Linked DNA regions of Homo sapiens: region 1 is linked to region 2. Evidence: read pairs that join two places in POLR2A ChIA-PET (ENCODE). Cell type or tissue: HepG2. All regions are shown on one strand. Each heading gives the region's core, and the rest is flanking DNA. Links, peaks and the distances in the headings are about the cores only. Region 1 holds the start of PPP4C (protein phosphatase 4 catalytic subunit). Region 2 overlaps LOC124903679 (a long non-coding RNA gene).

Evidence for each region. Peaks named below come from ENCODE experiments on the same cell type or tissue, not always from the same donor. Only the 100,000 strongest peaks of a DNase experiment are listed, where the experiment ranks them.
Region 1: POLR2A ChIA-PET joins it to region 2 with 6 read pairs; 1 of 35 experiments calls an interaction of 5 or more read pairs at or near these places.

The regions. Positions count from the first base shown.
Region 1 is chr16:30,072,847-30,078,210 of GRCh38, reverse strand. It overlaps PPP4C (protein phosphatase 4 catalytic subunit), which reads right to left and starts at 2,217. Exons shown (of 9, transcript NM_002720.3): 1 at 2,117-2,217; 2 at 1,736-1,896. The coding sequence starts at 1,833. RefSeq lists enhancers at 1,604-1,693, 3,316-3,495 and a silencer at 1,804-1,943. In HepG2, for the core only: no CTCF peak of the experiment used is centred there; a DNase peak (open chromatin) is centred at 2,270; H3K4me3 peaks cover 2,727 bases.
Region 2 is chr16:30,802,833-30,808,196 of GRCh38, reverse strand. All of the region lies in intron 1 of LOC124903679 (a long non-coding RNA gene), which reads right to left. Among named protein-coding and RNA genes, the nearest start is that of ZNF629, 18 kb to the right of the region's middle. RefSeq lists silencers at 2,460-2,549, 2,690-2,749. In HepG2, for the core only: a CTCF peak has its summit at 2,605; DNase peaks (open chromatin) are centred at 1,966 and 2,596; H3K4me3 peaks cover 2,424 bases.

The DNA of each region.
Region 1 (5,364 bases), core at 320-5,319, 730 kb after region 2:
TGGAGACTGAATATACGACTTCCTGCTATTCTGCAAACTCCAGCATGCTATCTAAGCTTTGTCTACCATCACCACCACACTGATCCAGGGCCCGTGAGGGAGACAATACTTCGAGGTTAAAGAATAGTGCCAGGCAACAACAGGTTTAAGTTCCTAAAAATGCCAATCAGGACTGAGGGAAAGGGGACAACTAAAAACACCATGGGGCTGGTCTGGTCAGCTGGCAAAAGAGAAAAGCCACAGACAGGTGGCGAAAAAGAGGCCGACCCTGCTCATCATCCCCTCACAGGCCCTGTCTGGCTGCAGGTAGTCTATGTGAGGCAGGGCCAGGCAAAGAGCCTGAGGGCCACAGATTCAGGACCCAGCTCTGCCACGTCCTCAGTGGGTGACCTCAGTTAAGTCACCAGACCTCTACGAGTCATGGCTTCCTATTCGATAAAATGCAGCAAATGATTCCAACCTCATAGGATTGCTGGGGGGAAGAGATGGATAGAAGTTTTTTGCCAGTACCGGGCCAGGCCAAATAGTGGCCCTGTAAAGGCCAATGTTTACTGTTCAATAAACGTAGGGTAATTCTGTGGGCTCTTCTGCCACAATTCTCCAGCCTGGTAGAAGCCACAATCACACAGTTCCCCAGAGGAGGCAGGTAATTAAACCCCTGACTGTTCCCCACGCATCTCAGGGCCTCCACTGTTACATTCGTCCTGCTTGGAATGCCCTTCCCTCACTGGCCCTGCCTCCATCAGCTAGCCAAATTATCTTCATCCTTCAAGGCCTACCTCCACTCAAAAGCCCTCCCTGATGGCTTTAGCCCATCTCATTATTGCCCTCTTCCAAAAGAAATAGAATACCTGGTGATTATCAAGCACGTATGCTGTACCAAAACACTGTGCTAACCTCATCTCCAGCACCAACTCACTGAATCTTCACAATCATCTTATTAAGTACTATTAATTCTGCTTTACAAATAAAGACACTTAAGATTACTAACACAGCTAGAAAGCGGCAGAGTTCAGATTCAAACCTAGAGCCATCTCACACTGCAAAACCTAGAGCCTTAACCACTACATCATCCTACTTCCCACAGAACTCTGAACTGGCCTCCCTATCGTGCTTAATTCTACCCTGGCTTACTTGCTACGATTTCTCAGGCTCCCACCCTGAACGTGAATGATCCAACTCCACCTTTTTGCATTATGGCCTGAAAAAGGACAGGACACTAAGAGCTGGCTTCAGACCCCATTCCTTACTTGTGGGTAACTTTGAACATGAAAGTTCCCACCTGTAAAATGAGTACAATACCACCAATCTTTAAGGGTTGTTGTAATTAGAAGACTTTTATAAATCACAGGGTCTTTAACTTTCCTGTCTTAAACTTTTGGTTTTTGGCTGACTCTTTTACCACCTCCTTATTCGAGGCCTCTCCCACAGTTCGGCCCCCCTCCAACAAGCTTCCGTCCCCCGACAGATGGACTTGTTTCCTTGAGTTTCCTAAGTACTTTATGTAACACTCTTACTCCACTGGAAACACATCGTCTAATAAACTTTAAGTGTCTTTATCCACTCTGTCTTCCCCGAGCAGGCTAGCTTTTCCTCGAGGGCAGCGGCTCCATCCTGCTCCTCTCTGGGAAAGCTTCCAGAACGAGGCAAGCCCAAAGTTCTCAGTTGGGTTTGCCCCAGGCCAGAACCCGTGGGCGGCGGCTTGGCCTCCCTTCCCCAGGGCCAACGAGCTCACCTGGCCTTAGCGCACAGGGCCTTGACTTCGCTCTCCTTGATGAGCTCGCAGCGACGCAGCTGCTCGATCTGCCGGTCCAGGTCGCTGATCTCCGCCATGGCCCACCCCCGGCGCGGGTCAGAGTCGGGGCCGCCGCCCCCTCCGCACCGCACAGGGGTCTCCTGGGAAAGGCCAAGACGAGCCCGCGGATCAGTGTCCGTCCGGGGCTCGGAGCGGACAACTCGATTCTAGAGCCGGCCCGGCTCCCCCACCCCCGCCTCCCCTCACATCGGCCCCAGGACCCCCCGGCGTCCAACGGCCTGGCCGCACCCCCGCTAACTCCCGTCGAACCCCGCGGTCCCGCGCTAAGGACGGTGACTTAGAGGAGTCTCGCACTATTACCGCCGCTGCGACTCCGGTTCCGGCTCTCCGGCTCCCTGCCTCCCTCTTTCACTCCGCTTTCGACCGCCGCCGCCGCCGCCGCCGCCGCTCCTACTTCCGGCCCCGCCGCGGAAGCAAAGGAGGCCAGTTCCGCCGCGCGCCGGATGTGGCGTCATACACGCTCCTCTCCTTTCGCAGCGACCCCTGCACCACTTCTCCAGCCTGAGATCGGGAAGGAGGTGGAGGAACCCGGTGGCGGCCAGTGGCAGTTTTGTGGGCTCTGCCGCTGGGCGATGTGGAGGCTATTAGAAACCCTAGACCAGTCCCCTCCCATATCATTTCATAAAAATGTTTAAACAACTGTCTTTTCTTTTTTTGAGACGGAGTTTTGCTGTTGCCCAGGCCGGGGTGCAATGGCACGAACTCGGCTCACCGCAACTTCCGCCTCCCGGGTTCCAGCAATTCTCCTGCCTCAGCCTCCTGAGTAGCTGGGATTACAGGCATGCGCTACCACGCTGGGCTAATTTTGTATTTTTAATAGAGACGGGGTTTCTCCATGTTGGTCAGGCTGGTCTCTAACTCCCTACCTCAGGTGATCCGCGCCCCCACCCACCACCACCCTTCGGCCTCCCAAAGTGCTGGGATTACAGGCGTGAGCCACCGCGCCCGGCCACAACTTTCTTTTTTCTAAATTAGAGACAGGGTCTCGCTCTATCGCTCAGGCTGGAGTCGGTGGGGCTATCATAGGTCACTGTGACCTCGAACTCCTGGGCACAAGCTATCTTCCCGCCTCGGGCCTCCCAAAGTGCTGGGATTACAGGCGTGAGCCACCGCGCCCGGCCATCCCCCATTTCAGCTAGGGAAACAAGCCGAGCTGGGGCTAGGCTTTGTAACTTTATTACACTTTTTTTTTTTAACATTACACTTTTTTTTTAATGTTACACATTTTTGTTACTTGTTTTGTCAGCCTTCCCCACCACAGTCCTTGGAGGATCCAACTTTGTCTTTTTAAATATTGCAGCCCCAGTGGTTAGAATAAGGCCTGGCACGGTAGGCATATATAGATACTTGTTAATACTTGTTCAATGGATGAGGGAAGCCAAGTTCAGATCTCTTCCTGTGCCGTCAGAGAAATATTTGCCGTGGACAACTTCAGAAGTTAACAGATTGGAGTCCACTTTTCCCACGCCAAGCCTGTGCCTCAGTCAGCATGACTTCTCTGATTCCAAAATGGCACTCTTGACATTTCTTAGTTGCTTCCGTTTTTCTTTTTGAGACAGAGTCTCACTCTCTCGCTCTGTCGCCCAGGCTGCAGTCCAGTGGCGCCATCTCGGCTCACTGCAAGCTCCGCCTCCCGGGTTCACGCCATTCTCTTGCCTCTGCCTCCTGAATAGCTGGGACTACAGGCGCCCGCCACCAGGCCCGGCTAATTTTTTTGTATTTTTTAGTGGAGACGGGGTTTCACCGTGTTAGCCAGGATGGTCTCGATCTCCTGACCTCATGATCCACCTGCCTCAGCCTCCCAAAGTGCTGTACCACAGGCGTGTACCACCGTGCCCGGCCTCTTTTTTTTTTTTTTTTTTTTTTTTTGAGACGGAGTCTTGCTTTTTCACCCCGACTGGAGTGCAGTGGCACAATCTCGGCTCACTGCAACCTCCGCCTCCCAGGTTCAAGCGATTCTCCTGCCTCAGCCTCCCAAGTAGCTGGGATTACAGGCATGTGCCACGACGCCTGGCTAATTTTTGTATTTTCATTTATTTATTTTTTTAAGACAGAGCCTTCCTTGCTCTTGTCGCCCAGGCGGGAGTGCAGTGGAGCGATTTTGGCAAACCGCAACCTCCGCCTCCTGGGTTCAAGCAATTCTCCTGCCTCAGCCACCTGAGTAGCTGGGATTACAAGCACCCGTCACCACGCCCAGCTAATTTTTGCATTTTTAATAGAGACGGGGTTTCACCATTTTGGTCAGGCTGGTCTCGAACTCCTGACCTCAGGTGATCCACTCTCCTCGGCCTCGGAAAGTGCTGGGATTACCAGCTTGAGCCACCGTGCCTGGCTTCTTAGTTGCTTTCTATTAAGTTTTGTGCCTTTTTTAAGAGGAGGAAACTGGCTCAGAGGGGTTAAATAACTTGTTCATTGCTTGTATAACAGTGGATTGGGGATGTTACACTGAAATTTGAATCCGGGGCTAGGTGTGGTGGCTCAAGCATGTAATCCCAGCACTTTGGGAGGCCGAGGCGAATCACTTAAGCCCAGGAGTTCAAGACCAGGCTGGGCAACAGAGTGAGACCCAGTCTATAAACAAAAAGAATAAGAAACTTGGGCTGGGCGCGGTGGCTGACGCCTGTAATCCCAGCACTTTGGGAGGCTGAGGCGGGCGGATCACGAGATCAGGAGATCGAGACCATCCTGGCTAACATAGTGAAACCCCGTCTCTACTAAAAATACAAAAAAATAGCTGGGCGTGGTGGCGGGCGCCTGTAGTCCCAGCTACTTGGGAGGCTGAGGCAGGAGAATGGCGTGAACCCAGGAGGCAGAGCGTGCAGCGAGCCAAGATTGCGTCACTGGACTCCAGCCTGGGCAACAGAGCGAGACTCTGTCTCAAAAAAAAAAAAGAAAGAAATTTGAACCTGGCTGTGTGTGGTGGCTCACACCTGTAATCCCAGCACTTTGGGCAGCCGAGGCAGGTGGATCACCTGAGGTCAGGAATTCAAGATCAGCCTGACCAACATGGTGAAACCCTGTCTATCCTAAAAAATAAAAAATAATAATAATTAGGTTTGGTGATGCGCTTGTAGTCCCAGCTACCTGGGAGGCTGAGGCAGGAGAATCGCTTGAACCCAGGAGGCGGGGGTTGCAGTGAGCCGAAATTGTGACACCGCACTCCAGCTTGGACAACAGAGTGAAATGCTGTCTCAAAAAAAAAGAAATTTGAACTCAGAAAGTTGTGTCCTCAGGTGTAGTTTTTTTTTCTATCAATTACTCTTTCGGGAACTCAGATTATCATAAAATTAAGAGGTCCAGGCCAGGCATGGTGGCTCACGCCTGTAATCTTAGCACTTTGGGAGGCCAAGGCAGGCGGATTACCTGAGATTGGGGGTTCAAGACCAGCCTGGCCAACATGGTGAAACCCCGTCTCTACTAAAAATACAAAAAATTAGCCGGGTGCAGTAGCGTGCACCTGTAATCCCAGCTACTCTGGAGAGGCTGAGGCAGGATAATCGGTTTGAACCCGGGAGGCAGAGGTTGCAGTGAGCCCAGATCGTGCCACT
Region 2 (5,364 bases), core at 233-5,232:
TCTACAAAAAATTAATTAATTAATTTTTTTTGAGACAGGGTCTCACTCTGTTGCCCAGGCTGGAGTGCAGTGGTGCGATCTTAGCTCACTGCAACCTCTACGTCCTGGATTCAAGCGATTCTCCTGCCTTAGCCTCCTGAGTAGCTGGGACTACAGGCATGTGCCACCCAACCTGGCTAATTTTTTTGTATTTTTAGTAGAGACGGGGTTTCACCATGTTGGCCAGGCTGGTCTCGAACTCCTGACCTCAAGCTATCCACCCACCTCAGCCTCTCAAAGTGCTGGGATTACAGGCTTCAGCAACCCGGCCCAGCCAAAAAATTAATTAAAAAAAACAAAACAAAACAAACAAAAAAAAACAAAAACCAGGCCGGGCGTGGGGCTCATGCCTGTAATCCCAGCACTTTGGGAGGCCGAGGTGGGTGGATCACGAGCTCAGGAGATAGAGACCATCCTGGCTAACACGGTGAAACCCCGTCTCTACTAAAAAAATACAAAAAAATTAGCCGGGCGCGGTGGCGGGCGCCTGTAGTCCCAGCTACTCGGGAGGCTGAGGCAGGAGAATGGTGTGAACCCGGGAGGCGGAGCGTGCAGTGAGTGGAGATGGCGCCACTGTACTCCAGCCTGGGTGACAGAGCGAGACTCTGTCTCAAAAACAAAACAAAAACCCAGATGTGGTGGCATGTGTCCATGGTCCTAGCTACTTGGGAGGCTGAGGCAGAAGATTGCTTGAGCCCAGGAGTTTGAGGCTACAGTAAGCTATGATCACACCACTGCATTCCAGCCTGGGGGAAAGAATGAGGCCCTATCTCTAAAAAAAAAAAAAGAAAGAAAGAAAGAAAAGAAAAGAAAAAAGAAAAAGAAAAAAATGTGAAAGCATCTGTCGTTCTCTGGCACACACTAGGTGCTTGATGCCTTTGATGCCTATCAATTTCCCTCTCTGTCCTTTCTTTGGGAAACTACTTCTCCCAATATAACTTCAAGAGTTTGAAGTTGTATTTTTTTTTTTTTTTAATTGAGACGGAGTCTTGCTCTGTCGCCGAGGCTGGAGCGATCTCGGCTCACTGCAAGCTCCGCCTCCCGGGTTCACGCCATTCTCCTGCCTCAGCCTCCGGAGTAGCTGGGACTACAGGCGCCCGCCACTACGCCCGACTAATTTTTTTGTATTTTCAGTAGAGACGAGGTTTCACCGTGTTAGCCAGGATGGTCTCGATCTCCTGACCTCGTGATCCCCCCGCCTCGGCCTCCCAAAGTGCTAGAATTACAGGCATAAGCCACCATGCCCAGCTAATTTTTGTATTTTTAGTAGAGATGAAGTTTCGTCATTTGGCCAGGCTGGTCTCGAGCTCCTGACCTCAAGTGATCCGCCTGCCTCAGCCTCCCAAAGTGCTGGGATAACAGGCTTTAGCCATCGCGCCTGGCCATTGGCTCCAATAAAAAAAAGAAAAAGAAAAAGAAAAGAAACACTCTTTGCCAGTTGAAACACATTTCCCAGTTGCATCTGCCAATCTGTGACCTCTACTTAGGGAACCAAGATAGATCAGGTTAGAGAGGTAGGCTTGAGCCAGGTTTCAAATCCTCTTGAGAGGTGGGCTTGAGCCAGGTTTCAAATCGTCTTGAATGCCAAGCTGAGTTTTGACTTGAACTCACAGGCAGTGAGTAAATCACTAAAAGGTATTTTTGGAACGAGGGGTGGCCTGAGGCAAGGATTTGGGGACTCCTTGTAGTGGAGTTTCACGTGAAATAAAAGGGAGAGGCAGGCAAGGTTGCAGGTTGTTGCAACGACACAGGTTTGCGGCAGTACGGCTGAGGGAGGGCTGGAAAGACGGGTTGGATGGAAAAGATGAAGCATAAAAGTATGGTCAAGGGAGGACGAGGGAAGCGGACGGAAAGCAGGAGAGAAAAACTGAGGTTCCGATTTGATTGAGAATGAACCCTCTCTCGGGAGGAGGGGCCAGGTAGTTTAGTTTGGTGCTGGTAGTGCTGAGTTTGAGAAGCTGACCCCAAAATCTGGTCTTGACCGCAACACGGAGTGGGGCCTGAGCTCCTCGGTGCAGCCCCAGCTCCGCTACTCGCTGCTGAACGACCTTGGACGAGCCCATGTCTAAATCAGACTTGATAAAGGAGTCGCCTCTAAGGAGGAACTGGGATCCCCTCCTTCCCAGGCTGGTGCTCGGGAGGGTGGAGGATGGAAGGAGCGGGTCCTTCCCCCAGGGAGCTCGGGGTCTACAGCAGGGCGGGGAAGCGGCCCTTCCAGAAGAGGCAGGAGAGGGTCGCTCCCTCGGCCAGCCTCGGGCCGCCTGGGCTTTACTGGGAAAAGCAGCCGAGGTCCTGGAAGAGTCGCGCCCCGCGGCCCCCGAGGAGAGCCGCGGCCCTCTCCTTGCCTCCCCAGCGCCTGATTCTCCCTTGCTGGAATTCGGGAGTCAGGGATGCCTTTGGGGAATCCCTTCCCCTCCTTCGGTCCTCGGCACTGCCTCTGAGCTCGGAGGCCCCGGTCGCCTGGGCCCGGACGCCGGCCCGGACGCCAGCCCGGGAAGCAGCAGGTCAGGAGCGGGAGCCGGAGCCAAAGCTGGACCCAGGCCGGAAGTGCGGCGCCCTCCGTGGGCCTCTCTAGGAGCGGAGGCGACCGCGTCTCAGTGGGAATAACCCCTTCAGCTCCGGGAGGCCGTCGCCGCGTGAGGTGTTCGCTCGCTTTCCTCCTGAGAAGGGCCGAATGATGGCCGCTAGTCACTCTGGGGACATTTGGAGGATTGAATGCCTGTAACCGCGCAGGGCCCACGGCCTGGGTTTCCATCCCCGATCCGCCTCATGGCTGAGCTCCTCGGACAAGTTATTCAACCTCTCTGAGTCACAGCTTTCTTCCTTGCAAGGGGTTGCTGTAAGGATTCCATGAATTAATGCATGTGCAGCACTCAGAAGAGAGGCTGGACCCCGCGTGGTGGCGCGCGCCTGTGATCCCAGCACTGGGAGGCCAAGGCGGGAGGATAGCGTGAGCCCAGAGGCTTGAGGCTGCAGTGAGCTATGATCACGCCACTGCATTGCAGCCTGGGTGACAGTGAGACACTGTCTGGAGGGGAAACAAAAAAGCTATATATCATTTTTTTCCATTATTTATACTCTGCTATAAAAGAACTTTTGGTGGAGGGTCACGTTTGAGACATGAGAATAAGAAACATGATAAAAATGATAGTAATAACTGCTATTTACTGAGAGCCTTCTGTGTGCTAGGTTCCTTACACACCTTATCTCTATAACCTCAGGGCAATTCTGTGAAGGGAATGTTAATATTATTCCCATTTTATGGATTAAGAAACGGGTTAGGCCAGGCGTGGTGGCTCACGCCTGTAATCCCAGCACTTTGGGAGGCCGAGGCAGGTGGATTACAAGGTCGGGAGTTCAAGACCAGCCTGGCCAACGTGATGAAACCCCCTCTCTACTGAAAGTATAAAAATTAGCCGGGTGTGGTGGCGGGCGCCTGTAATCCCAGCTACTTGGGAGGCTGAGGCAGGAGAATCGCTTGAACCCAGGGGGCAGAGGTTGCAGTGAGCCGAGATCACACCACTGCACTCCAGCCTGGGCGACAGAGTGAGGCTCCGTCTTAAAAAACAACAACAACAATAAACGGGTTAATGGCCAGGTGCGGTGGCTCATGCCTATAATCCCAGCACTTTGGGAAGCCGAGGTGGGCGGATCACGAGGTCAGGAGTTTGAGACAAGCCTAGCTAACATAGTGAAACCCCATCTCTACTAAAACTACAAAAATTAGCCAGGCATGGTGGCACGCAGCTGTAGTCCCAGCTACTCGGGAGGCTGAGGCAGGAGAATCGCTTGAACCCGGGAGGCAGAGGTTGTGGTGAGCCGAGATCTCGCCACTGCATTCCAGCCTGGGCAACAAAGCAAGACTCCGTATCAAAAAAAAAAAAAAAAAAAATCAGTCACAGTGGCTCATGCCTGTAATCCTAGCACTTTGGGAGGCCGAGGAAGGTGGATCACTTGAGTTCAGGAGTCTGAGACCAGCCTGGCCAACGTGGTGAAACCCTGTCTCTACTAAAAATAAAAAAATTAGCGGGGTGTGGTGGCAGGCGCCTGTAATCCCAGCTGCTCGGGAGGCTGAGGCACGAGAATCACTTGAAACCAGAAGGCGGAGGTTTCAGTGAGCCGACATTGTGCCACTGGACTCCAGCCTGGGTGACAAGAGCGAAACTGTCTCAAAAAAAAAAAAAAAAAAAAAAAACAGGGCCGGGTGTGGTGGCTCACGCCTGTAATCCCAGCACTTTGAGAAGCGAAGGTGGGTGGATCACAAGGTCACGAGTTCAAGACCAGCCTGGCCGAGATGGTGAAACCTCGTCTTTACTAAAAAAAAAAAAAATAGAAAAATTAGCTGGGCATGGTGGCAGACACTTGTAATCCCAGCTACTCGGGAGGCTGAGGCAGGAGAATTGCTTGAACCCAGTGGGCAGAGGCTGCAGTGAGCCGAGGTCATGCCACTGCACTCCAGCCTGGGTGACAGAGTGAGACTCCATCTCCAAAAAACAAAAAGAAAGAAAGAAACAGGTTAATAACTGAGTATATGTCAGAGTCTGATTTGAACTCAAAACTGCCTGATTCCAGAGTGCACAATGCACGATTTTCCCTCTCCTCTGCACTGAATCTCCATTTGGGAAACTTTTTCTGGGAATTCCAAACTAAAGCATCAAACTTGGACATCTAGTTAGTTCAGAGCTGTGCTAAATCACCTAATTCCTACAACAGGATGAAAATCAATCATGAACGGTGCTGCCCCAGAACAGACACCAACTTCATTTAAAAAAGAGCTCACGCCTGTAATCCCAGCACTTTGGGAGGCAAAGGAGGGAGGATTGCTTCAGCCCAGGAGTTCCAGACCAGCCTAGGCAACATAAGGAGACTCAGTCACTACAAAGAGGGGGGAAAAGAAAAAAAAGCCAGCTGTTTTGGCCTGCACCTGTGGTCCCAACTACTCAGGAAGCTGAGGTGGGAGGATCACCTGAGCCCAGGAGGTTGAGGCTACAGTGAGCTATAGTCATGCCACCACACTCCACCCTTGGTGACAGAGTGAAACCCTGTCTAAAAAAAAAAAAAGAAGAAGAAGAAGAAGAGGATCTTGTGACCTTGAAAAGAAGCAAGTTTTAGACAAAGACAGAAAGCTGAAAGGCACTGAGTGTGTGTTTTCAGGATAAAATAAAACCATGCTCTTACGTGCAAGAACAATTACCATCCGGCCTCCCCTTTCATACAGCCCGTGGAGACTTGGAAGAACAGACCTTCCCGCGCAGCCTTTCTTCCTGCTTCCACTGCTCAATGGCTCTCTGGGCAGATTCCACTCCAGTGTTTAGTACTAAAGTC